Regions from separate parts of the Homo sapiens genome. Here all the other regions are linked to region 5. The links are chromatin contacts, found by Hi-C or POLR2A ChIA-PET in ENCODE. All regions are on one chromosome and are shown on one strand. The core of a region is the stretch at or near the end of the contact, and the rest is flanking DNA. Distances in the headings are between cores, read along the strand shown. Region 1 holds the start of PPP1CB-DT (PPP1CB divergent transcript). Region 2 overlaps TOGARAM2 (TOG array regulator of axonemal microtubules 2). Region 3 holds the start of SPDYA (speedy/RINGO cell cycle regulator family member A). Region 4 holds the start of TRMT61B (tRNA methyltransferase 61B). Region 5 holds the start of YPEL5 (yippee like 5). Region 6 overlaps PLB1 (phospholipase B1). Region 7 holds the start of FOSL2 (FOS like 2, AP-1 transcription factor subunit).

Region 1 (3,592 bases), core at 120-2,619, 1.4 Mb after region 5:
TTTGGCAGAAGACTGCATTTAACTTTGAATAATATCCTGCAATGAATCAATACATTTAACTCCCGGCTAGTCCACCTCTTCGTTTTCCCCCCTTGCCTTCCCACCAACATAAAACTATTCAATAAGAACACTTGAGCCCGGAAAGTTCAAATGCTGCGTAGACCTACAAATACCTTTCGAATACAAGACAGGCTTTAAAAATAGATTTTCACTAAGTTTGTGCAGAAATTAAGCTCTGCTCAAATCAAATGCAAAAGCCAATCCCTTCAGCAAACCCATCTACATACATCACATTTCTTAGGTGCATCTTCAACCTGATCAAATATCTTGTCTTACAATTTTTTTAGGCCAAGTAACAAACGGTAGATTAATTCCCGCTAATTTTATCCTCTCTTTAAGAAGAATCCATTCTATATAGCATTGTGTAAAAATGCAGAGCAGACGAAGCAGTCCTGTTAAGGACAGGTTTATATATATATACGTAAAATTCACTCCCGGAACGACAATCGGAGGCAGCCAAGGGCAATGCACAAAGAGAACAGAGAAGAACAGTGATTCCACGGACGCACAAAGCCCAGTGGCAGGCATCCTCTCCCCATCCTCGGGTCACCGGAGGCGAGCACCACGGCGCGCGGAGCCCGGCGGCCTTTCCGAAAGGCTGTCTCCCGCAGACCCGCTCCGCACAGCCTTCGGCCGGCGGGCCTGGCCCCCGAGGGTCCGCGGGAACGGCCCCCTCTCCCCCGATCTCCCCTGACCGCGCTCCCAGAGGCCGCTCCCCCGCGCCCAGAGCCTCCTCGCCCCCTCCTCGGTTCGTCCGCCGCGCCGCGCTCCCAGAGACTCGTCTCGGGGCGGGAAAGGGGTCCCCTCGCGTTCCGGCGGCAGACGGGGACGCAGGGGTCGGCGGCGGTGCCCGACCTCCCTCTGTCCCGCGGCCAGGCGCGCACTCACCCTCCAGCAGCCGGGTGATGAGGCTGTCCACGTTCAGCTCCCCGTCCGCCATCTTGTCGGCACAGACTCTCCTTCCCAGCAGCGGGAACAAGGGCTTCTCGGCGGCGGAGGCTGCGGCGACGGCTCGGCGTTCTCTCACCTACAAGTCACGCGGCGTTTCGACCCCGGCTCCAACTCCCCCTTTTCCCGGGCCCTCCCCCCACCCCCTCCCCGCCGGGTAGCGAGAGCGCGCGCACACTCGGAGGCACCCACGGAAAATAAATAAATAAACAAGAGAGGCCCCCTCGAACAGGGCCGCGTCAGACCCAGGCCGCCACCTCCTCCTCCTCGGCACCGCCCAGCTCCGCAAAGCTCACCAGCGCCGCCGACGGCCCCACCCGCAGCGCCACTCACTCCGCACGTCCCTTGCGCGCCGCCGCGTCACGCAGCTCTCCGCGCAGGCGCGCGGTGCGCTCCCCGCCGAGGCTCCCCTCGACGCCTGGGCCGCCGCGCAACCGCACTGGAGCGGCTTCTCCCGCTGCCGTCTTCGCGCAGGTGCGTCGCCCTCTCTCCACGTCCACGGCGCCGAGTCTCGCCACGGTGGCGCAGGCGCCAGGGAGGTTCCCCGGCTTTGCCGCGCGGAGGAAGTCCCGGTTACGCAGAGCGCGCTGGGGCAGGGCTGACCTTCCCCTTTCTCTACTTCACTGGCCTCCTCCAGACGTGGTGGTTGCGCCCTTTCGGCCTCGCTTTCCGTTTTTTGGCTTCATCCCCTAGATCTGCAAACAGTTCCTCGTGTTTCTTCCGTTAGCCGGGAAACGCGAACTGCAGCGTTTGGGACCCGGGTTTGCGCGTGTGGAAAGCAAAAGGGGTTACTCTGCTGGAGTTCGACATTGCAAATAAAGGTCTTTATCCCCGGCGGTTCTACAAAATTAGTTCTGCAGGGATTCTGGTTGAAAGAAGCGTTAAAGTGGGCCTTGTAGGAGTCAGCAATAATCCAATTTTACATGGGTGCAGGTGGCTGCCTGTGTCTAGCGCTTTCACACATCTCATATCTTCATCCACGCCGTGGGTATTTTTTTTCCACGGTGTGTTTCTGTTGCTGCCTCCAGTATATTGCTTAATCATCCTACCTGGTAATTATTTATGCATTTTTCTCCTACTCTCGACTCAGCTCCTAGGGAATAAAAACACATTAACTTATCTTTGTGCCCACAGCACCCACCAAGTATTTCCATCACGTAATACTGCCTCTAGAAAGGCAGGAGGAGAAGCAGTCACGCTAAGGATCTAGGCAAGCCAGATCTTTTGTCCGGTTTTAGGAGGTGGCCAGCCCTTACTTATTCCACAAGTGTTTTTCCAGAAACTCAGACTTGATATTGCCTCAAGTCCAAGGCAGTGTGCTTCCCCCACTCACATATCACTAATAGTAGCTAACATTTGTTCAGATCCCTGTATGTACTCTGCCACTGTTTTAAATGTTACACCCGGGTTACCTCATTTAATCCTTACAACTGCCCTGTGAGGTAGGTACTATTATTATCTCTACTTTGTAGATGGGATTCACCGAGGCACAGACGGTTAAAAAACCTAGCCCAAATAACACAAATAAACAGCAGAGCATGCAGTGCTAGAGTCTGCATTCTTAACAATTGCTATATTCTCCCTCTCCGTGAATGTGGGCTGAGATGCTGAAACAGGCATGTGCTGTGGGGGAGAAAAAGCTTTGTCCAACCAAGTGCTTTCTAATGTCCAGATGACATAGAGCTAGGATTTCCTAATGTCTTTTTTCCCCTATTTTTCTCTCCATTTCAGGGTTGAGTTTGTGCATCGATTGTGAACACAACAGGCAGCAGGCTATAATGGTGGTCCTGGCTGGAGTAGTTTTCACAGACTTCAGTAATCTGTGGAGATGAACGGGCAGTTCTCTGTAGTTTTCACAGATCACTGCCAGTTCGTTTTGAGGCCTTCAGGAGTGAAGACCTGGCTCATCATCACTCTTTGTTGTTTTGTTAAATTTATTTACACCCTACTTTATTCCAGAGGAAAGGATTTAACGTAGTTTACATAAATGTGTACATCAGGGTAAATTAAAAATAAGTACAGAGAAAAATAGGACAAAAGAAAACCGTGAGTGTGAAAGATAAGATTAAGCCAGCAGTTTTGTATGCAAAATGCATGGTGTAAGGTCCTATTGGTTTGCTGGAGGTAGGCCACACATATGACTCTCAGTTTTCTAGCAACCAAGAAAAAGATCAGTTGCAATCGGAGTAGGTGTTTTGGCTAAGCTGGAACTAGGACTTGAATATAGCAGCTTGTAGAGTTATACCACTTGCCCAAATCTCTTCCATGAGCCTCTTTAAGTGTAACAGAATGCCTGGGAGCACGTAAATGCTCCTACTTAGATGCCTACTTAGCCTCTAATTTTCATGGGGCCCATGAATCCCATGAAAAAGAACTTTGAACCCTGTCCACAATTAGAGTTCAGGTATACGCAGACATGTTTAAAGACAAGGGACACCCAAAGGAAAGATTGCACAGAGAGAAAGTGAGCATCCGAGAGAAAATCACCACAAGTGAGGCAGAGGGAGGCCGGTCTCAGCAGAGTTTTGGAGGTCGTGAGAAGAAGAGGTAGGAGATAGGAGAGTGGTTCCGAGTACTTGCCTGC
Region 2 (3,289 bases), core at 648-3,147, 1.1 Mb after region 5:
CCCTGGATCCAGAGAGGCTGTACAGGGATGGGGATGGGAAATCAGTTAGTCCCAGAAGAACAGGGAGTGGAAGGTGGATTCAGACCCCAGCAACGGGGCCTTCTGCCCTGGGAAGGACTGGGATGGCGAGGAGAGAGATCAGATCTGTCCCCAACCCCACCACTGGTAGACTGAGCAAGCAGCCACTTCTGAGTGTCTGTGCCATTCCAGAAAGGGCCAATCCAAGTTACCTGTTTAGAATTCAGAGGCAGCGTGGGAAGGAAGGGAAATAAAAGCAGTGCCAGATCAGGAGGAAGCATGGCAGGTCCTGGCCGTGGGTAGAAGCTATGTGACCTCGAGCAAGGCACTGTCTCTCTGAACCCCATTACACTTCTGTGAAATGGGGTGATTCAATAACATCACTTATATAAGATGCCAGGCAAGTACCTGCCACTGTTTCCCCTTCCTTTTCGGCTGGTGATGTGGGGCGTAGCTGTTTTGACACAGCTAACATAGTCTAAGACAGACCGCCACACTTCCAGCTCCCCTCTGAATGCTTTAGGTGCCCAACAGACATCTTCAGCGCCCTGTGCCCCACCCCATCTCACCCCACAGCCATGCCTCAGGCAAAGGCACAGGGCAAGAAGCACTGGGTTGGGCCAAGAGCTCAGGGTTATCTTTGTAAATATCAGTGATGAGGAATAAAAAAAAAAAAAAGACTAGCATTTTAACTTTCATTCTGGCCTCAACAAAACCACTGCATCAAAACAGCCAAGTCAGGCCAGGCGCAGTGGCTCACGCCTGTAATCCCACACACTTTGGGAGGCCGAGAACGGGAGGATCACTGGAGGTCAGAAGTTCAAGACCAGCCTGGCCAACATGGTGAAACCCCATCTCTACTAAAAATTAGCCGGGCGTGGTGGCACATGCCTGTAGTCCCAGCTACCGGGGAGGCTGAGGCAGGAGAATCGCTTGAACCTGGGAGGTGGAGGTTGCGGTGAGCCGAGATCGCACCACTGCACTCTAGACTGGGCAACAGAGCAAGACTCGGTCTCAAAAAAAAAAAAAAGATTAGCTGGGCCTAGTGGTGGTTGTCTGTAATCCCAGCAACTCAGGAGACTGAGGCAGGAGAATCACTTGAACCCAGAGGTTGCAGTGAGCCAAAATCGCACCACTGCACTCCAGCCTGGGTGACAGAGCGAGACTCTGTTCCAGAAAAAAAAAATTAAAAAAAAATAAACCAGCCAAGTCAAAATATCATCTCTGTTCCTGCACACTCGCTCCCCTCCTGGCTTCCGGTGCTGGTTCTGTTCTGTCTTGGAGCACTGTTGTGTTGTGGTTAGCCTGTGGGGAGCTGAAAGGATGGAAAAGAAGGGGTGTGGTCAAGTGGAGACTGTGCCACTTGCCGGGCCACCTTGAGCCCCAGCTGGGTCAGGGCACAGAGGAGTCAACTCAGCCTCAATGCAGGGGCCAGAGCAGCCCCAGCACTGCCCGGGGGCCAGAGATCCCCGGCCCTCCATGCTTGCTGAGGGGCCTGATAAGTCTATAGGTCACTGCCCATCAGAACATTAGGTAGAACAACTCCATTCTTTTTTTCCCTATGCTGGAACTTTGTAAAAAAGAAATGAAATATCTAGAAAAGGGCTTCAAGCCCCTAAGGGAGAGAGTTGTTGGTCTGGCAGCTCTAGGAGTTGTACCTACTGGAAGTTCTAAGGAAGCTTCTCGGGCATTCCAACCCCACCTTCTGCCTCCATAATGTGCAGCCAGGACAATTCCTCCCAGAGGCTCCCTGGCATTGTCCTGGGCTCCCCGGGAGCTGGAGACACCCCACGGCTCCAGGGAGAGGCTCAGCAGGTGGAGCAGTCTGCACAGGGGAGGGGAAGAACAGCCAACCACAACCCCAGGCTTGACGGCAGCAACCACGTGCCTCTTGAGAGCACTTCCCCTTTCTTCCTAAGACCTCAAGACTTCTTATTGCTCTTGTTACCCAAGAGTTCATTCCGCTGAAAAGAGCCCGTATGATTCACCCAGAAGAGGAGAGAAGGAAGGAAAATAGTAACAATGTATTAAGTTCTTCCCATATGCCAGGTGTTGAGAATTCTGTGTACAAGTTTTCATTAAACCCCCACAGTAACACAGAAGTATTATTAATAGTGTCCCCATTCCACAGAGGAGGAAATCGAGGCCTGAAATGTTACCGACCTGCCCAAGGCCCCAGAGCCAGTGAGTATCGGGGCTAAGATTTGAACTTGGCTTGTCCACCACACAGATGAGAGACAGTATAAAGTGCCTGCTGTTGAATCCCTTGTTCATCTGCTCAACAAACGTTTCTTGAGAGCCTCCTAGCTGCCAAGCGACTGTGCCTCACACCGAGATCTCAGTCACTGCCCTCTTGGAGCTGACAATTACATGCAAGATTCAGGTTTTAAATAGTCACAAAAGTAAAAATATAAATGCAAACCATGAAAAGAACTGAAGGAAAAAAATGATAGGGCATTATTGGAGAGCATCCTAAGGGGCAAACTCACATTGGGGAGTCAAGGAGGCCTCTTTGAGGAGGGCTTTGAAGCCAAGAAGGGAGGCTGGGTGGGGATTTTCTGAGTGGGAAACGGAGGAGGGGTGGGGGAGGAGCAGTGGCTCTAAACCTCAGGCAGGAAAGAGCCCACAAGCCCCAGGCCCTGGACAGCAGAGACCGAAGGCAGAGAGTGACACAGTTGGGGTGAGGCCAGGGCCAGAAGGTCTTGTGCATAAGGGAACATTTGGGATCTTAGTCTAAGCACATCCAAAACCTACTGGCTGATTTTGAGCATAGTTGGTGGAAATGGGAAGAACATTTGCTTAAAAGGATCCTTCTGGAGCAAGACTAGAAGGCGCAAGGGTGGGAATGAAGAGGCCAGTCGGGAAGCACTGCAGAGCCCGGGAGGGAGGCTCAGCTCCAAGGAGGTCGCTGAAGCCATAGAGAAGGTACCTGGTATGTACCCACCGATCACCCCCAGGGCATCCCAGCATGCCACCTGGAAGCCTGCTGACCCTCACAGCCCTGGAGGCCTGCGGCCCTTGACCTGGAAGTGGGTGGGTGAGGGGTGGGCAGGGGCCAGTGCTCACCTCGGGAAGACGCTGCCAAGCCCTCTGAGAGCCTCCTTTTCTTGAGCTTGTCCTTAATCTGGATGGTGTCCCTGGCCACGCTGTTGGCCTCTGACTCCGGAGAAGGGAGGAGCACCAGGGGCTGGTCCCCCAAAGACAAGGCCCTGAGGTTCCTGGGGTGACCATTCCTTGCCTGCCAGCCCTTGGAAGGGGTGTCCAGCTTGAG
Region 3 (3,313 bases), core at 215-2,714, 1.3 Mb after region 5:
TCAGGACAGGCAAGTAAGCCTTAACTTCCTTATGAATGCAGTCACACACAGAGAATATGTGCCAGACACTGATGAATGTGTTACATGCATTATCTCATTTAATTCTCAAAACATCTCTGTGTGGTAGGTATTATTTTATCCTTATTTTCTAGATAAGAAATTTGAGGCTTAAAGAAGTTAAGAAATTTCCCAAAGGCTCATAGTAAGTGATAAAGCTAGAATTTGAATGCAGAACTGACATCAAAGTCCCATATTCTTTAACCAGTAAATCAGTTTTAAATATTAAATAAAATCATGTGTAAAACACTTGACACATAGTAAGCACTCCAGTATTACTTATCGTCACCTTGCCAAGAAAACAAAACCAGCTAACCCCAGCTATAAGGCGATCTCGGATCACTGCCACCTCTGCCTCCCGGGTTCAAGCGATTCTCCCGCCTCAGCCTCCCGAGGAGCTGGGATTACAGGCGCCCGCCACCATGCCAGGATACTTTTTTTTTAAGTTATTTTTTGTAGAGACGGGTTTTAGCTCACTGCAACCTCCGCTTCCAGGGTTCAAGCGATTCTCCCGCCTCAGCCTCCCAAGTAGCTGGGATTACAAGTGCGCACCACCATGCCCGGTTAATTTTTTTTTTCATTATTTTTTTGTAGAGACGGGGTTTTCGCTGTGGGCTGCTCTCGAATCCTGGCCTCAAGGATTCGCCCAACTCGGCATAAGGCTTTTTAAAAGATTGAGGCTAGGGGCCCTCCAGTCCTACTGGATGTCATGTAAGAGAATCTTCGTGAATTCTGAGAAATGAGCTACGGGCCTGGTACTGAGACACAGCAGCTCAGATCTCAAAATTCTGGGGCAGACGATCTTGGGGACAAAAAGAGGTGTTTAATGGGACATAAGGAGGTAGGATTTATCAAAAAGACCCCCCAAATCTCCATTCCTCCCACAATAAAGGCGGCAGGCACACGTGGAGACGGGAGCGCCTGCCCAGGGCCCTCCCTCCGAGCAGACGGCCGAGCTTCGGGAGCAGCCTCCGGTATCGGCCCTGCCCGTCCTTCCCCTGGAACCTTCACCCGCTACGCCGCCGGGCGGAGGGCGGCCAAAGCCCCAACCTGCGCGGCCACTGCCTCCCTCGCCAGGTCCCTCAGCCCAGAGCCCGCTGCGGGGAGCGCGTGTGTCGTCGCCGCGAAGGCAGCTGAGGGCGCCCACGGGAGGCGGCGTGAGGACGAGGCTGGAGCGCTGCCTTCTCATCTAAGGCGGGCGGTGGGGTCGCCGGCGAGCGAACCCAGGGACCGGGCACACTCGAAACTGGAGATTCGCCTGCGAGGCCCCTTCCCGGGGGCGAGCACAGGTACCTGCGGAAGCCCGGGGCTGCGCGGGAGAGGGCCGGGCAACGGCGGTCAAGGCTCCGTCGCAGCGCTCCTGGCCTCAGACGGTTGCTCGTCGGTCGCTAGCCAGCAGCGGTACCCGCTCTAAGGTCTCCCGCCAACCCGGAGCGAGGGAGCGCGAGGCCGGCAGGGGCCAATCAGCGCGCACAGCCGGCCGAGGGGGCGGGGCCTGCCTGGGAGTGCGCGCCGGCGAACCCCGCCCCTCCCTGCCCCCCGCCCGCCCGAGCCTCGGCCGCGGGCCTCCCTCCTCCGTTATCCCGCCTGCCCGCGCAAAACTCACACAACCCTCTTCATTCGACCTACCTCCCTTGGGCACGTCTCGCAGTCAGGCTTGCGTTGGGGCCGTTTACTTCCCTTCGATTAGACAACCAGGCCCCCGGGGCTGGGGCTGCGGCCTCCCCTCCCCGCCCGGCACACGCGGGCACAGCGTGGTTACCCTGGTTACTCAAAAGGAAGAGGCCGCTTGAACTGAGAAAAGCACAACGTGTGAATACGGTGGCTTCTTGTGAGAAGGGGCCATTCTATTGTAACTGTGAATCTGCAGCAGTAATCTTTTTGGCTTTGTCCTAGCCTTTGACTACGTGGGTGCTTAATACATGCATGTTGAATGAACAAATAAAAAGAATTCTAAACAGCTTTTTGATCCCATCCTTTCCTTATGTCCCTCCTAAGGTATAACCGGCTTTTTCTTTCTTTTTGAGACTGAGTCCCGCTCTGTCGCCCAGGCTGGAGCAGTGGCACGATCTCGGCTCACTGCATACCTCTGCCTCCCGGGTTCAAGCAGTTCTCCCGCCTCAGCCTCCTAAGTAGCTGGGACCACAGGTGCCGCCACGCCCGCCTAATTTTTAAACATGCCTTGTAGAGCAGAGTCCTATGTGGCCCAGGCTGGCCTTGAACTGAACTCAGGCAATCCTCCCACTGGGATTACAATCCTAAGCCACCACACCCAGTGTAAATCTTTTTTTTTTTTTTTTGGTCTCCATATCACGGCTTTTTTCATGTTGCTAGTCTTTCGAAACGTTTTCAATGACTGCATAATATTCCAGAGTGGATGGACCATTTAAGTCATTTCAATATTTGGATTGCTTCCAGATTTTTTGGCTAATACAATGATTACTCTTAAAAGGCAACCTGGCTCTGCCTACTTGTGGTACTTCCAGCAAATAGCTCCTCAATCAGCAGTTCTGAAGAACGAGTTAATTCCTTCCTTCTTGTGCTTCCACACACAGCACAATAATGACAAATTCACCTACAAGTACGAGGAGGGGGCCAACTGGGAACTTATTTTTCCTTACACATGCCCTTGACTCTTTCTCCCTGGCCTATAAATGGGAGAATGGGCCAAGAAGCATCAACTGGTTGTGAAAATCTTGAGGAAAATGGCTGCTTCAAGCTTCATTCCTCTAGCTTTTCCCTAAGGATCCTTCCTGACTTCTCTCTGCTCTTCCCCTTGTTTTTGCAAGGTACCGGTGTTGTGATGATTAATTTCCAGCCTCGAGTATAAAATATTTACTGAACAATTAATGTCCGCTACATGAAAAACACAGAGGCATGGCAAGTACCACAATGATGAAGACAACATGGCCTTACCTTTCTAGAGCTTCCAAGCTAGACAGATATGGACACAACTAAAATACAAGGCACAGTGAGTTGTGCCATGAAGGAAATGCAAGTGGCTGTATAACGCACAAAGTACAGTTATGAGAAGGTTCTTTAGGATCCCAAAATCTTTACAAAGGAAACATGTAAAATTTGCATATAAAAGCCAGCAAATACACATAAATATTCATTAAGCTATCAGGGAAGCAGCTTATTGCTTAAGTTTTGACTTCAAGTAAAGGGTTACTACCAACTAAGCCTTCTTGAGTGTTCTCATTCCTGAGTTTGTTTTGTTTTTTAAACTATGTTGGTGTGTGGAGAAAAGTGAATA
Region 4 (3,471 bases), core at 377-2,876, 1.3 Mb after region 5:
AGAATAACAAGATTTATTTCATCAAATTTAAACAGAATTCACATTGACTTCACAGCCCTTTGAATATACTTGGACTTTAAGTTCAACTGTGCTGTTGACCAGTCTTTCCAAACGGTGTTACAGTACAAAGAGCATGGGCTGCTGAACCAGACTGACTAAATAGGAAACTCTGCAATGCCACTTGTCAGCTATGCATCTTGACCAACTTATTATTATTATGTTGCACGTGGGTCTTGAAATCCTGGGCTCAAGCAATCCTCTGGCCTGGGTCTCCCAAAGTGTTGGGGTTACAGGTGTGAGCCACCACTCCTGGTTTCCCCAAATTATTTAATCTCCCTGGGCCAGTTCTTTTACTCATAAAATGGATTTGTTTCTAACACAGAATTGTTGGAAACTTAAATGAGTGTCTAACGTGCCTCGTATTGCCAGACTCTCAATAAACTTTTGCCCAGTCAACTAATATCCAGCAAAGAGGCTAGCGATTTTTCTTTTTTTTTTGAGACAGAGTTTTGCTGTGTCGCGCAGGCTGGAGTGCAGTGGTAGCTCGATCTTGGCCCGCTGCAACCTCCGCCTCCTGGGTTCAAGCTATTCTCATGCCTCAGCCTCCCTTGTAGCTGGTATTACAGGCGTGCACCATCGCGCCCGACTAATTTTTTTCCCCCGAGAGGAGTTTTGCTCAGTCGCCCAGGCTGGAGTGCAGTGCCGAGATCTCAGCTCACTGCAACGTCTGCCTCCCGGGTTCAAGCGCTTCTCCTGCCTCAGCCTCCCGAGTAGCTGGGATTACAGGTGCGTGCCTCCACGCCCAGCTAATTTTTGTATTTTTAGTAGAGACGGGGTTTCACCACATTTGCCAGGCTGGTCCCGAACTCCTGACCTCAAATGAGCCGCTTGCCTCGGTCGGCTTCCCAAAATGCTGGGAGGCTAGTGATATTTAACGCTAAATAACTCTGGCCTCCAAAGATACCTGTTTCCATTTTAAGACACTTCTATTTCGTTTTGGGAGGGTAAACTAGTTATATTTTAATAATGAAAACATGTGTTACATAAGCACATAGTGAGTACTCGAATCAACCTCGGACTCTCCGGGCGTGAGGGGTGGGTGAGGGGACCGGCAGGTGGTCACAGCCCCATCAAAAGGGAGTTGGGGCTGGGGGATGTCGCGGTCAACTGGGAAAGGAGAGCCAATCAGCAAGTGGCGCGTCCCACGCCGTCTGTCAAATGCATCTGGGGGTTAGCTGTACTCATACATCTTGTGGGTGACTAGGTGACTTCCGTGTTCAAGACACAAGCGAGCTAAGCCTGGGATTTCAGTTTGCACAGCGCTTTGTTAAGTTTTGTCTCTCAATCTTGCTGTCCAAGAGCGAACCTGGAGGTCGTCTGTTAGCGGTAAATTCTTTACCCACATTCCGAAAAGGAAAACGGCGGCCGCGCGCGAGGACATATTCCTTGGATGGTCACTCAACCAGGACTCCGCTGCTCCCGCGCCCTAGCTTGACCTAGCGCACCGCCCCCTCCCCGACGCAGGCGCAGTCGCGGAGCTGTAGAGCCCCACGCAGCTGCAGAGCCATCGGGCTGCTGCGCCATGCGCGCGACTGGGAAAGAAGGGGTCGCGCTAGGCTTGCGTCACTCGTCTGCGACGGCGCCTTCGCGAAACACTATGCTAATGGCATGGTGCCGCGGTCCTGTCTTGCTGTGCCTGCGGCAGGGGCTCGGAACCAATTCATTCCTGCACGGCCTGGGGCAGGAGCCCTTCGAGGGAGCTCGGTCACTGTGTTGCAGGTCCTCGCCTAGAGACCTGCGAGATGGAGAAAGAGAGCACGAGGCGGCACAAAGGAAAGCCCCAGGAGCAGAGTCTTGCCCATCTCTCCCTCTGAGCATCTCGGACATTGGGACTGGATGTCTTTCGTCACTGGAAAACCTCAGACTGCCGACGCTGCGGGAAGAGTCATCCCCTCGAGAGCTCGAGGACTCGAGCGGAGACCAGGGCCGGTGCGGTCCCACACACCAGGGATCCGAGGATCCTTCGATGCTCTCGCAGGCCCAGTCCGCTACCGAGGTCGAAGAGCGTCACGTCTCCCCTTCTTGTTCAACTTCCAGAGAGAGACCCTTTCAGGCTGGGGAACTGATTTTAGCTGAGACTGGGGAGGGAGAAACAAAATTTAAGAAATTATTTAGGTTGAACAACTTCGGACTCTTAAATAGTAACTGGGGGGCAGTCCCGTTCGGCAAGATCGTGGGGAAGTTCCCCGGCCAGATACTGAGGAGTTCCTTCGGTAAGCAGTACATGCTGAGGAGGCCAGCCTTGGAAGACTATGTAGTATTGATGAAAAGAGGGACTGCCATAACATTCCCAAAGGTAATGCGATGGAGATAAGGTGTGTATTGGTTTCAGGAGGGGCAAAGACAGATGCAGTACTCAGTCCTGATTAATGTATTCAAAGACATCTCAGAACGTTTGGATTTTTTATTGTACTCAGGCTTTTAAAATAAACCAATGGTTATAACTTTTACATATCATGATGAAAATTAGCATTAGGGAACGGCTAGATTTTAATTTTAACTTAGGAGTCTCGAGTCCCTTATTTGTAAAATGTGGATAATAGCTCAACTTTCTGTTAGGGTGATGTGAACTCACTACGTACATAATAAGTACTAATTTTGTTCCCCATTACTCTTAAGTTTATAACTTCAGGACTCAAGAGAATGTTGAACTCTTAGGGAACAATTTTTTAGTACTACTATGATGATATTTTAATATTCAATAATCATGTTACAAGAGTATATTAACAATAGGTACATTACGGTGCTTTTCCCCTTTTAGGGAAGAAATAGAGTTTTATATTACAATAGCTAACATTCAACACCAAACATAAAATGACTATTCTTTATTAAAAAGTTAACTGCCTAAAGCCTAGTTTCAGTCTTTTTTTTAAGACAAGTTCTCACTCTGTCATCCAGGCTGGAGTGCAGTGTTGCGATCTTGGCTCCCTGCAACCTCTGCCTCCCGGGTTCAAGCGATTCTCCCACCACAGCCTCCTGAGTACCTGGGACTACAGGCATGCACCACCACCCCGGGCTAATTTTTGTAGAGACGGGGTTTCGCCTTATTGCCCAGGCTGGTCTTCAACTCGTGGCCTCAAGTGATCCGCCCACCTCGGCCTCCCAGTGCTGGGATTACAGGCGGGAGCCACCGCGCCCAGCCCTAGTTTGAAGCTTATGCTAATCATCTATTGCTAGCAGATTATTTCAATCCTTAGTCACAGTCCTTGAGTAGAATGTTCCTGTGTAACACAACTCCTCCTCCTTTCTCCAGATCAGGATTCATTCGTTATTTATTCAGCAAATTGACTGCCTTCCATACTCAAGGCACTGTTTAGGGAAGTATAGTGTTGAACTGCAGTCCTCACCCTCAACATAGACCTTACATTCTAGAAGGGGTGACAAAGAACAAACAAGTAAATGAAAGAATAA
Region 5 (3,390 bases), core at 445-2,944:
CGCAATGATCCAACCAGGTAACATTATTTTCCAAGCTACATATATTTTACTAACGTCTCATAACTTGCTAAAATTATTGCTCGACTTTGTCCACGACTTTTGATTAAGTTATAAGCTTCTAGAGAAACTATTCTAAATTCTTTGTACTTTACTTCTTACCTAACCCAGTACAAGTATGCGATAAACTTTCAGGAAACGAATTCACCAAAGCACTTCACTTCTGGCATGAATATGTACCCTGGGAACACCACAGGCCTTTTGGTTCCTCTTTGGTGGAATGCAGCTGCGACGCTCTATATGTGGCTATGCAAAGTTAGCTAATATCCTACTCCTCCCAGTTTCTTCACCACCAAGTCTACTAATTTTCCAAAAACACAAGGTTAGCCCGAAGTTACTTCAGGTTTTCCATCTGTCAAGACGACGTAGAATAAAAATCCTCAGATTACCAACAGATCTCTGTAAACAGAAAAAGTTTAAAAATAAATGAGCTGTACAGCTTCCCAGACTCTCCCTTGAAAGGGAGATTAGTTGGTATCAGGATTAAACAGATCTTTGTAGTATTTCAATTTCCCACTCCCGCTGATCCGGACACTCATTTGTCCCATCTACCTGCAGAGAAGGTACAGGAAAGGGGTTGCAAGGGCACGCCCACCCTCCCGACTGCAAGCGGAGGGAAGGCCGCAGCCCGAAGCTGGCGGAGCTGGGCCGGCCCGGGCGACCCCCGGGTGGGCTCACCCGGCAGCCGCAGTGGGGCCCGCGAGCGCCCCCGCCGGCCCAGCTGATGGAGGCCACGTGACGCCAGCCGGCCAATCGGGAGGGACCGGGGCGGCAGAGCGCGGCGGCGGCGGTGGCGGCGGGGCCTCCCTCGGCACAACAAACACGAGCAGGAAACAGCTGAGCGGGTGGCCGGGGGGCTCTCTTGGTCCCGACACCCGGCGGGCTGCCCAACCGTCACCCTGCGCTGTCAGTCCCGGGTCCTCTGGGCAGGAGGGCGGGGGAGGCGGACGTTCATGGGGGGGAGGGGGCAAAGGGAGACACCGCCCCAGCCCGGTGGCTGGGCCGCTTGGGCCGGGCGTGGGCCCTGCTCAGGACGGTTCACGCCGTGCGGTCATCGCGGCCCAAACAACTCGGTCAAGTTCCGACTTGGATTCGGGGCGGAGACCGGGCGCGCCCCCGACTATGCGACGGGTGGGGGCGGGGCAGCCGCGGCGCGGCGCGGCGGGTTGGGGGTCGCGGCCAGACCGTCCGCCCAGGGGGCGCCGTGGGCCTCGGCGGCGGGCCTCGGAGGACGCGACGGGGAAACGGGGCGGAGGCGCGGGCGCCGCGCGGAGGGGTTGCGGCTGTTGTCGCACCGGTCGCCCGGCTGCGCGGCGGGGGCGGGCCGACGGCGGCCGCCGCGCCAGGCCTCACAAAGAGCAAACAGCCCCGCGCGTCCGCCCGCGGTCCCAGCGCCGGGGCCCACCCTGAAGGATCTGGGGCGGCCGCTCTGGGACCCCGGGAAGAGCGCGGCGAGGAAGAGGCACTTCCTGCCTGGGCCCCCCACCCTGGGCCGATTCCCGAGTGCCTCGAAGCCGCCCGACCCGAACGGGCGCCTCAGTCCCCACCGGCCCCGAGTCCAGCCCCTCCCGCGGGACTCACCCTGAGCGGCGGTGAGATCCGCGGCTGCCAGCGGCTTGTCGCTCTTCAGCTGGTATGAAGCCCCTCGGCCACCCGAGTCTCCAGGTTTAGTCAGGCCCTGGCCTTGGCCCCGCCTCTCCCTGGTTGGGCCTCAACGTCAGTCACCCGGCGTGGCTCCGCCCCCCCGCAGTCAGCTCTCCCGGTTGGCCCAGAACGCCCTTTATTTCTAGGCCCCGCCCCTGTCCTCGGCCTCCTGCCTTTTTCGCGGGGCCCCGCCCCTTCTCTGGCTCACCCTCCCCCACTCCCGCACCCCTCCGCTTCGCGGCCCACCCCTCTCAGAAGCCGCAGACCCAGGGCAGGCTTGCGACAGCTCGCCCCGCCCCTGACCCAGCACCTCGGACTCGTACAGCCAATCAAAGAGGCTAACTCTGCCCCTTCTCTCGAGGCGGCCAATGTAGTCAGTCTGGGGACCCACCTCCCCCTTTCAGCTGAGCGCACACAACACAGCATCCACGTGAGTCAGCTTCTTAAAGGCGAAGGCTTGGCCTGTCTAATTGCGGCAGCTGCGAGACATCGCACGTCATTAGCGTCACCAGGTAGCGGCTGGAGCCGAGCTTCCTGATACCTAGTGAGCCGCGGTGATGACAAATGAAAACAATAAGCTGTTTCCTAGACAAACAGCTGCCTAGGTAACTAAAGTGCACCGTGTAATTCGTTTCTTGGAGGCCGTTTCCCCGACCACCCCTGGTAGAGGGCTGCCTTTTGCTTTCAAACCCCTAGCCCTCGAGTCTAAGCGCATAGGCACTCCTAAGAAACATCTGTGGATACAGGATTTTTCAACTGCGCTTGACTTTATTTACAACTCATTTGAATGTTTTTTCTGGGTAGTGGAAATGATTCTCAAAAAGATGAAGAAATTCAGTCTTCTATATGGCGAATTTCTGCCTCAGAGAGTGAGATTTGTTCATTGCAAAGAGCAGCTGTTCCCTTAACCCTTATCAATGCTTAAGATGGAAGATGTTGCTTCTCATTCCATTAGAGTTGCCCAGGTACTTACATCTCTGTTAGCTGACTTTCGGGATAAAACCAAAATATTTGATGACGCATACCTCTCAGATTAAAAATGTAGGTTAGCATTTGGGGCTAGTTTGCAACATGTTTAAAGTCATTATTGGTGGAAGAGAAGCTGCTAAGCAAATTCTAGCACTTGACTCCCGCTCATCCCCAAATCCACAAGTATTTTCATTTAGTTCGTCTGAAGTTTACCTGAGCATCAAAGGCAAAAGGACTAGTTATCTTTTAATAAGTGAGTTTTCCAGGAGATAAGTTTTTTTGTTTGTTTGTTTCAGACGGAGTCTTGCTCTGTCGCCCAGGCTCGAGTGCAGTGGCATGATCTTGGCTCACTGCAACCTCCGCCTCCCGGGTTCAAGCAATTCTCCTGCCTCTGCCTCCTGAGTAGCTGGAATTACAGGCGCACACCACCACGCCCGGCTAATTTTTGTATTTTTAGTAGAGACGGGGTTTCACCATATTGGCCAGGTTGGTCTCGAACTCCTGACCTCGTGATCCGCCCGCCTCGGCCTCCTGAAGTGCTGGGATTACAGGCATGAGCCACTGTGCCTGGCCAGAAGTTTTAAACATACAGTATTTTAGTTTATTTTCCTTTCTATTTCTTTATTTTCAATTAACAATATTTAATATAAAAGTTACACGTTTATTGTAGGAAGATCATACTGCCTCATTTGATAAGAGACTTCTGTCTTCTAACAGCTT
Region 6 (3,250 bases), core at 635-3,134, 1.5 Mb after region 5:
TCATTAAGGAGAATTTACAGATCTAGGATTGTATCCCATACATTATTGCTATTGATGAGTATACCAGAAAGCTATAAAGAAAGACTTTTCTGGTCAAAGGTGACCACAGAAGTGCCTTTAACCTTTTAACAGGTTCAAGGTGTGACTAAGAGAATCCATGGGCAATAAGCCCTCGTGGGTAGGAGGGGAAGTTACAAATGCCGCTTCTTCCCCTCTTCCTAGCCATCTTCTTCCCATCCTTCAGGCCCAGACCAAGTCCTACTTTCCCTTGAGCCTCCTCTCTGGGCTCCCTGATCCACACATCTTGCATTTCCTTTTTTACCCCAGGGACCAGTGGTTCTACTTTCAGCTCTGCTACCAACTTGCTGTTGAGCTTGTACAAGTTGCTGAATCTTGCTAGGATTGACTTTTCCCATCTTTTAAAGGAAGAGGTTGGACTGGATGATTTCAGGGGTCCCTTCTGGGTCTGCATCTGTCTTTAGACAGTGCAGTTCATACTGTGTGCTCTTCTGTTCTCTTAATTGTACTCCATGCGAAGCACTGCATTGTTGCCATACCCAGCATTGTCTTTTTCAGAAAGTTATTTCCCATTTGTTTAGCCTCCTTACCTAGAGTGCAAGCTCTTCGTGGCCAGGGAGTTCATCTTTTGATTCCTTTGTATCTTTTATTTATTTTTAATTATTATTATTTTTGGAGATGGAGATTCATTCTTGTTATCCGGGCTGGAGTGCAATGGCACGATCTTGGCTCACTGCAGCCTCCACTTCCTGGGTTCAAGTGATTCTCCTGCCTCAGCCTCCCGAGTAGCTGGGATTACAGGCGTGTACCATCACACCCAGCTAATTTTTGATTTTAGTAGAGATGGGGTTTCACCATGTTGGCCAAGCTGGTCTTGAACTCCTGACCTCAGGTGATCCACCTACCTCGGCCCTCAATGTGCTGGGATTACAGGTGTGAGTCACCATGCCTGGCCCTTTGTATCTTTTAGTAACCACCTTAGGGTTCACTCTTTTGCAGGTGTTCAATGAATTCTTATTGGTTGATGGAAGGAAAGTTAGATGAAAAAAACTTTGAAACTGAAGATCCATTATTAAATGGCAAACTTTTGGTACATTTGTACTGTACTGCTTTTTTGGTGGGTATTATGTGTGGTACTACATTCTTTTCACGGATTATTTATCTCATTTAATCCTTATGACAACCCTGAGAAGTACTATTATTATCCCTATTTATTGCTGAAGAAACAGACTCAGAGATGCTAGGCAACTTGCCCAAGGTCACACAGCTAGCAAGCCTTGGAGCTGGAATGTAGACACGAATGATCTGATCCCACACCCTATGATATTAGGTGTTCTGCTATGGTTTGTATGTTTCTCTTTAGGTGAACTCATCTGTATCTATGCTAATAAACAACAGAATAGAGATAAAGGAAAGTTATAGAGCAATTATCCAACCTCCCTTTCTTAAGTCAATGGATTACTTTCCTTTCCCCTAACATTGGACATCAGAGATACCCACAAGGAGCCCCATGTTCTCAACTACTTCCCTGGCCACTGACTTCATCTGGCAGAGGAGCTGAGCAGCGGTAAAATAGAAAAGGCAATAAGAGAAGTGAAGTGAGAAAGGAAGAAGGGGCTTGATTGTCAACAGAGTGAGAAATCACCTCCTGGAAAATGAAGCCTGTACTGTACAAGAACAACAAAATGATGATGATAATAACAATAATAACAGTAATTAGATGTTGCTATAATGACCTCATAAAGCCCAGTTTTTGCAGAAAAATAATTTCTTCCTGCTCGTGACGTTGAGGAACTGACATCGCTTCCTGTGGCTTAGAGACTCAAACAGAGCATGGGGCCCACGTTACCACTTCTGAAAGGAACATTCCCTGTAAACAGAGTGAGTCAAGCCAGTGTCGTTTCCCTGGTGATCGGAGCATAGTGATCCTTCTACAAGGCATACACCCAGCACGCTCCATGCAGAAAATCAATGAGCCTGGTCAGGCATTTCAGCTTTAATTATCTGAGTTGTTGTCAACAACAGAAATCCCAGTGAAAACAAACAGCCACCATGCTGTTTTGGGGGCCCTGACATCTAACTCCCTAGTGTCAGAATATAGCTTTTTCAGAGCCAAAGACTGAAGTGAGGTGGGGAGAGAGAAAGGGCAGCTATCCCCCGGGTCATGCACTCAGTTGTCGAGGTGCTGAGAGCCACCCTGCACGTTTGACCTGCTGGGCAGGAGGTGGAGCTGGAGCCAGCAGGGACAGCGCCCGGGTCCAGGGCAGATGTGCGCCTCCTGCTGCCCTGGAGAGGCGGTAATAGCACAGTGGTCAGAGCAAAGGCTCCTGATTCAGGCATGGTCTGATCCTGCCTCCTCTGATAACTTGCTGGATAATCTTGGTGGTTCTGGAAAGCTTATAAGCCTCAGTGCCCCTGTCCAAGGGTGTGAGGATCTCAGGAGATAATTCACATAGAAAGTCCTGCACAGCTGCTATTGCCCCTGGGACCAGGCTTCTGGACACCACCCTCCTCTCCTCCGGTTTCCCACCCTGATGTCTCAGTCTTGCCTTCCACTCGCCCTCCTGTACGGCATCTACTCACCTAGCTCTGGCCCCTTCCGCTGCCACATTTAGTCCTGCTGTCCCCTCCCAGGTGCTGGTAGAGAAGCCAAGGAGGTAAGGGTTGAACTTCTTCAGAATGTCTTTAGAGGAGGAGGAGGAGGAGAAGAGCACAGGTGAGAGCCTGCAGGACCCTCACAGTAACTGAGATGAGCATGCAGGGTGGGGACATGGGTGGGACACAGGAGTTCTGGGGCTTTTCAGGGCTGGCTGACTTCCCTTCTTGCAGATAACCTCCTCTTCCCCTCCTCCAGCAGGAAGGCCCTGGCCCCAGGGAGGACGGCCACAGTGATGGTGCCTCTCTGGGCTGCTACTTACTGGGCAGTGTGGTGTGAGTCTCCAAGTTCCCATCCCCTCCAATGCTGGGGAGGAGAAAGCATATTTGTTAAACTCACACCAACATGCTGCTCCCTGTGTCAACATATGCACAAGCCAGAACCGGAACCGGGTTCTGGGCCCCTGGGGCGTCTCTCCCATCACCCTCAGGGGTAATGCAAGCATTGAGTCTCCTGTCTCAGCGCTGGGACCTGGGGACCCAACTGCATCCCTGGAGGGGTGACAGGAAACACACTACTCACACCTCTCTGAGAGAGCATCATCAATAGAGCATGCATCAAGAACATCCTCACCTC
Region 7 (3,755 bases), core at 11-2,510, 1.8 Mb after region 5:
TAGTTCTTGGAAGGAGGTAACAGGCTCCTGGTAGGGGGCCTACAATTCCAGGAGTCTATCTGGGTAAAATATAACGTGAGAGGAAAAGGGCATGTTGTCTCTTCAAGCCCACTCTCCAATCCCCTAGTTTAAAAGGGGGTGGGGGGGAAGGGGAGGACGAAAATCCAGAACTTACAACGGTGGCCCGTAGGTATTTTCTCGCCAAGAAAAAGAAAAGAAAGCAAAAGAGGCAGTGGCGGCGAGAAGAGGGCAGGGGTCCGCCCGCGCCGCCAGGTGCACCGGGGCCCGCACCTACCTGCTGGCCGCCGCCGCCGCTGGAGTAGGACTCGGCGTGCGCAGGAGAGCCGCTGCTGCCCCGGGACGAGGTGTCAAAGTTCCCGGGATAATCCTGGTACATGATCCGCGGTGGGGGCCGGAGAGGAAACAGGGTGTTTTTCTTCCCCCGCCCTCGCCGCGGCCGCGCACCGGCTGCTGCGCGCTCGTTCGTCCGCCGGCCGCGCCGCGGGCTCTGGGCTTCGCTCCTGGGTTTCTCCCCCACCGCGGAGGGCGAGGACAGGGAGGCGGCGACACCTCAGGAACAGCGTCCCCCGAGCGTCCCTTACAGCACTTCTTTCCGGCTCTGCGAGCGCCGCGGGACCAGTTGTCCACCCGATCCCTCCCTCTAAAAAGTCGGCGCGTCTCTCGGTCCCTCCCCTGCGCGCGCCCTCCCGCCCCCGCGCGCAGCCGGAGCTCAGCGGGGACCCACGGCCCAATCAAAAATTGGAAATTAAAAAAAAGATTAGGAGCCCAGCGAGCCTGGCCTGCCAGCCCTGGGGACCCCCGATTTCAGACAGGGCCAAAAAGGCGGAAAGAAAAGCTGTCCGCTGGGAGAAACTTCTGTTTCTTCCTTTTAGAAAAGGAGCCGGAGAATAAACTTCCCGTGGCCGACTCGCCGCCCGAGTTTCGGGGCGGCTCGGATACTTGACTAGGAGAAGGCGGCGTGCGCCCGTCCCGCGGCCCCGAGCGCGCCAGGGGGACAGCGGCTCGTGGGGCTCAAGTAGAGCTGGCGCTGAGAGGGACGCGGCCCCGCTCCCCGCTCCGGCGCCCAGACCCGCACCCCTTCCCCGGAGCCCGCTCCCGGACGGGCCCGCCTCGCCCGGCCGCGCCTCTCCCTCTCTCTCTCTCTCTCTCTCCCTCTTTCTGTCCCCGCCGAGCGCCGCTCGTTCGCTCGCTCGCTGGTTCGCTCGGAGCCCTAGCGCTCTGCCCGAGATGAGTCACTACAATGGCACGAGTTCAACTCACACTCTTTATTCTCCAGCCCTGTACCATGTGGATTCACTCACGTCAACCCCAGACTCCACCTTGCAGGGAGGAGCGCACGAGGAGGCGGGGGGAGGAGGCCGCGGAGGAGGAAGAGGCGCGGGAGGGGAGGAGGCGGGCGCAGCTCTCCCCTCCCAGCCCCGGCTCCCGGCCGCGCTGACGCCAACCGCGCACCCCGCGCGAGGAAGCCAGGCGGTGGCACGGGCGGGAGCGGGCGCCACGCACGGTTCGGAGGCGCCGAGGCAGCCCCGGCCCTCCCCAGTCCCCCGCTCACCCCCCGGGCCCAGCGCCCTTGGTCTGTTCCATTGGCGCACGTTGCCAAAGATGGTCATTTGCGTTAGAGGACGCGAGTGCGGGTTTCCTCGCTTTCGGGTGACGTGGAGGGAGAGGGATTCCCTCGCCCGCTCCCGAGTGCGCTGCGGCCTCTCCCCCGCCCTGGGAAGGGGCTCGGGGCGGGGCCCCGAGAGCGGCCGCGCGGGTCTCGCCTCCGGATTTTAGAAAATAATCACAGCCCTGACGGCGAGACGGGCGGTTCGGTGCGGCGCCACCGGGAGGCCGGGAGCCGGGCGCGCAGAGCCGCTCGCAGGGAGGGCGCGGCTGCGCGCGGTCGTAGGCGCCCTCCGCGGCGCCGCCGAGTGCAGCGGGCGCCCCGGGCGCGCAGGGTGCCCGCGCCGCCCTGCGGCCGGGTGTTGGCGGGGCACGGCGCCGGGCGGGGCTGGCCTGCCTATTTTTCCCTCCGTGGCGGTCTGCCTACCGGTTCCCTTTTTGTTTTTTGTTTTTCATGTTTTCGGTCCTACAGTTAATTCGTTAGGAGTAGCCTTGAAGATGAAATTAACCAGTCAAGACATTCCGGCCGCCCTATACGCCGGGCAATTAGGACGCATCTAATAAGAGTAATCGGGCGTTTATAAGCAAACTCCAGACTGTTACGAATTAAAAAAAAAAAAAAAAAGCCAGCGAGAGGGTGTGCCCCAACGTTGTCGTCTTCAGCTGTTTTGGAGCGAAGTTCAGGGCGCGGGTTGCCGGACATTTGGGTCCTCCTCCCTCGCTGGGCGGGGCTGGGAGGGGCGCGGCGCAGGGTACAGAGCACAGACCTTAGAGCAGGAACGCCCGGCTACGCTATTTACGAGCTGTGAGATCTTGGACGAATTCCTTAACCTCTCTGGGCCTCAGTTTCCTCCTATAAAGTGAAGGAGTTTGGAGACATGACCTTAGGCCCTTCTCTGCTCTGGAGCTCCAATCCTTCCGCTGAGATGATGGTGTGTGTGAATGGAGAAGTACTGTAGCGGAAGTCAGGGAACTTAGGTTTTGGTCCAGGGTCTGTGTTAGCCTCAGTTTACCCAATTCTTAAGTAGCGCCAGCCATCTGTACCCCACAGGGTCCTTATGAGGACCCAATGTTAAGAGGTGTTGAGAGTCCATTGCTGACAACTCGCTGTGCACCGTCACACAACTTCTGTCCTCAGTTTCCTTATCTGCAAAGTGGGGGTGTTGGTAGCAGAGAAAAATAGAGCCGGGAACGCGAAGCTTTCCTGGGGCTCTATATAAAGCGCTGGCATTTCCGGGACGGCTGGCGGCATCTGGCCGCCCCAAGGGCCCCAAGATACGGTAATCCCAAACAATACTCGGGGTCATTGTTTACAGCTATAAAACACATTCTGTCCTGAACGCTATCCCCAAGGACGCGCGCGCGTGCGCGACGAGGCGAGGCCAGCCAGACTCCTCGCACCTCCGCTGCTGCCCGCTGGACAGAGTCCCCAACTCCGCAGGCCCAGGAGAGGGGTGTGGGGCAGGCGGACGCGCGCGCCGGCCGTGGGTGCTTTGCTTTTTTCTTCCCCCTCCCCATCCCTGCGTCCTGGCTTGCCTGGGTGTTTACGCGCCTCTCCCAGCAGGACTGAGTAAATGCAGTCCTTTGACGCAAAACGAATCAGTCCTTCCCCAGCGGCAGCAGCAAAACTCAGAAAACTGGGGGTGGGGGTAGGGACGGGAGGGGCACAGAAGAAATCGTGACATTTTCCCACTCGGTTCTCAGCCCCTCCCCGCGCCACGCGGGCCTCAGGCCGCCCTAGCCAAGTCTTGGGGGCTGCAAAGGGAGGCGCGGCCAAAGCGCCCTGCCTGAGCCCTCCCAGTAGCAACCGCGTGTCGGAGCGGCGCGAACAGACGCACTTTTGGTTTTCCTTTGAGCAGTAGAGGCTGCCCCGCCCTCCCCCACCTGGCGGTCGAAAATCCGGGTGCTTCTGGGTCTCTCCCACACAGTCCTTCCAGTAACGCGGGGGGAAAGAGGCGGGGGAAGGGGAGCGGGAGCTTCCTCCGCGGCCTCCGCAGTCCCGGGCGCGCCCAGCCCCGGCCAGGCGCCGCCGGGAGCGCGCGGGCGAGCGCACCCTCGCGCCCTCGCCCGCCCTCGCCCTGCCAGCTCCCCGGTCCTTTCCTTTCTTGTGGGTTCCCGTAAAGCCCAGC

The links. A loop is a pair of places that touch in the nucleus more often than their neighbours do. ChIA-PET counts read pairs that join two places held with the same protein, here RNA polymerase II (POLR2A). Pooled maps may share reads with other maps.
Region 1: a loop to region 5 is called in a map of naive thymus-derived CD4-positive, alpha-beta T cell, with 24 times the contacts of the local background. The contact joins the promoter of PPP1CB-DT here to the promoter of YPEL5 in region 5. A Hi-C loop is called at or near these places in 2 of 168 maps with a recorded cell type or tissue (CD4-positive, alpha-beta memory T cell and naive thymus-derived CD4-positive, alpha-beta T cell), 4 of 37 single-sample maps with no recorded cell type and 13 of 50 pooled maps.
Region 2: a pooled map shows a loop between it and region 5 (5-fold over the local background). The contact joins the enhancer-like site here to the promoter of YPEL5 in region 5. A Hi-C loop is called at or near these places in 4 of 168 maps with a recorded cell type or tissue (CD4-positive, alpha-beta memory T cell, CD8-positive, alpha-beta T cell and naive thymus-derived CD4-positive, alpha-beta T cell) and 9 of 50 pooled maps. POLR2A ChIA-PET finds 5 or more read pairs at or near these places in 5 of 52 experiments (CD4-positive, alpha-beta T cell, CD4-positive, alpha-beta memory T cell, activated CD4-positive, alpha-beta T cell and 2 more).
Region 3: a loop to region 5 is called in a pooled map, with 9 times the contacts of the local background. The contact joins the promoter of SPDYA here to the promoter of YPEL5 in region 5. A Hi-C loop is called at or near these places in 6 of 50 pooled maps. POLR2A ChIA-PET finds 5 or more read pairs at or near these places in 2 of 52 experiments (HEK293 and PC-3).
Region 4: a map of B cell shows a loop between it and region 5 (36-fold over the local background). The contact joins the promoter of TRMT61B here to the promoter of YPEL5 in region 5. A Hi-C loop is called at or near these places in 1 of 168 maps with a recorded cell type or tissue (B cell), 1 of 37 single-sample maps with no recorded cell type and 11 of 50 pooled maps. POLR2A ChIA-PET finds 5 or more read pairs at or near these places in 4 of 52 experiments (CD4-positive, alpha-beta T cell, CD4-positive, alpha-beta memory T cell, activated T-cell and 1 more).
Region 6: a map of CD8-positive, alpha-beta T cell shows a loop between it and region 5 (12-fold over the local background). The contact joins the enhancer-like site here to the promoter of YPEL5 in region 5. A Hi-C loop is called at or near these places in 2 of 168 maps with a recorded cell type or tissue (CD8-positive, alpha-beta T cell and naive thymus-derived CD4-positive, alpha-beta T cell) and 7 of 50 pooled maps. POLR2A ChIA-PET finds 5 or more read pairs at or near these places in 1 of 52 experiments (activated T-cell).
Region 7: a loop to region 5 is called in a map of B cell, with 15 times the contacts of the local background. The contact joins the promoter of FOSL2 here to the promoter of YPEL5 in region 5. A Hi-C loop is called at or near these places in 3 of 168 maps with a recorded cell type or tissue (B cell, naive thymus-derived CD4-positive, alpha-beta T cell and natural killer cell), 3 of 37 single-sample maps with no recorded cell type and 9 of 50 pooled maps. POLR2A ChIA-PET finds 5 or more read pairs at or near these places in 1 of 52 experiments (HepG2).

Annotation. Positions count from the first base shown.
Region 1 is chr2:28,749,533-28,753,124 of GRCh38, reverse strand. PPP1CB-DT (PPP1CB divergent transcript) reads left to right here and starts at 1,369. Exons shown (of 5, transcript XR_007086259.1): 1 at 1,369-1,482; 2 at 2,740-3,592. PPP1CB (protein phosphatase 1 catalytic subunit beta) reads right to left here and starts at 1,295. Exons shown (of 8, transcript NM_002709.3): 1 at 949-1,295. The coding sequence starts at 1,000. RefSeq lists silencers at 643-862, 1,353-1,542 and enhancers at 725-1,369, 1,673-1,882.
Region 2 is chr2:28,999,264-29,002,552 of GRCh38, reverse strand. It overlaps TOGARAM2 (TOG array regulator of axonemal microtubules 2), which reads right to left. Exons shown (of 20, transcript NM_199280.4): 4 at 3,085-3,289; 5 at 1-17. Among named protein-coding and RNA genes, the nearest start is that of TOGARAM2, 20 kb to the right of the region's middle. Within about 2 kb of position 1,897, at least 6 of the 41 ENCODE cell types and tissues checked have a DNase peak (open chromatin) inside an H3K27ac peak, as active enhancers do; they include CD4-positive, alpha-beta T cell and CD8-positive, alpha-beta T cell, where a contact is called at or near this core.
Region 3 is chr2:28,808,985-28,812,297 of GRCh38, reverse strand. SPDYA (speedy/RINGO cell cycle regulator family member A) reads right to left here and starts at 1,464. Exons shown (of 8, transcript NM_182756.4): 1 at 1,351-1,464. RefSeq lists silencers at 1,434-1,683, 1,714-1,863.
Region 4 is chr2:28,868,464-28,871,934 of GRCh38, reverse strand. It overlaps TRMT61B (tRNA methyltransferase 61B), which reads left to right and starts at 1,626. Exons shown (of 7, transcript NM_017910.4): 1 at 1,626-2,356. The coding sequence starts at 1,658. RefSeq lists enhancers at 1,284-1,433, 1,664-1,833, 1,448-1,972, 2,602-3,116, 3,117-3,471.
Region 5 is chr2:30,145,311-30,148,700 of GRCh38, reverse strand. It overlaps YPEL5 (yippee like 5), which reads right to left and starts at 1,694. Exons shown (of 3, transcript NM_016061.3): 1 at 1,639-1,694. RefSeq lists silencers at 581-1,020, 1,311-1,480, 1,511-2,090.
Region 6 is chr2:28,620,330-28,623,579 of GRCh38, reverse strand. PLB1 (phospholipase B1) reads right to left here. Exons shown (of 58, transcript NM_153021.5): 47 at 3,248-3,250; 48 at 2,937-2,980; 49 at 2,602-2,701. Among named protein-coding and RNA genes, the nearest start is that of PLB1, 130 kb to the right of the region's middle. RefSeq lists an enhancer at 1,701-1,790. Within about 2 kb of position 1,884, at least 34 of the 41 ENCODE cell types and tissues checked have a DNase peak (open chromatin) inside an H3K27ac peak, as active enhancers do; they include CD8-positive, alpha-beta T cell, where a contact is called at or near this core.
Region 7 is chr2:28,390,363-28,394,117 of GRCh38, reverse strand. It overlaps FOSL2 (FOS like 2, AP-1 transcription factor subunit), which reads right to left and starts at 1,260. Exons shown (of 4, transcript NM_005253.4): 1 at 296-1,260. The coding sequence starts at 397. The region is part of intron 1 of FOSL2-AS1 (FOSL2 antisense RNA 1); the gene reads left to right. RefSeq lists enhancers at 1-143, 299-1,230 and silencers at 261-437, 924-2,043, 3,591-3,660.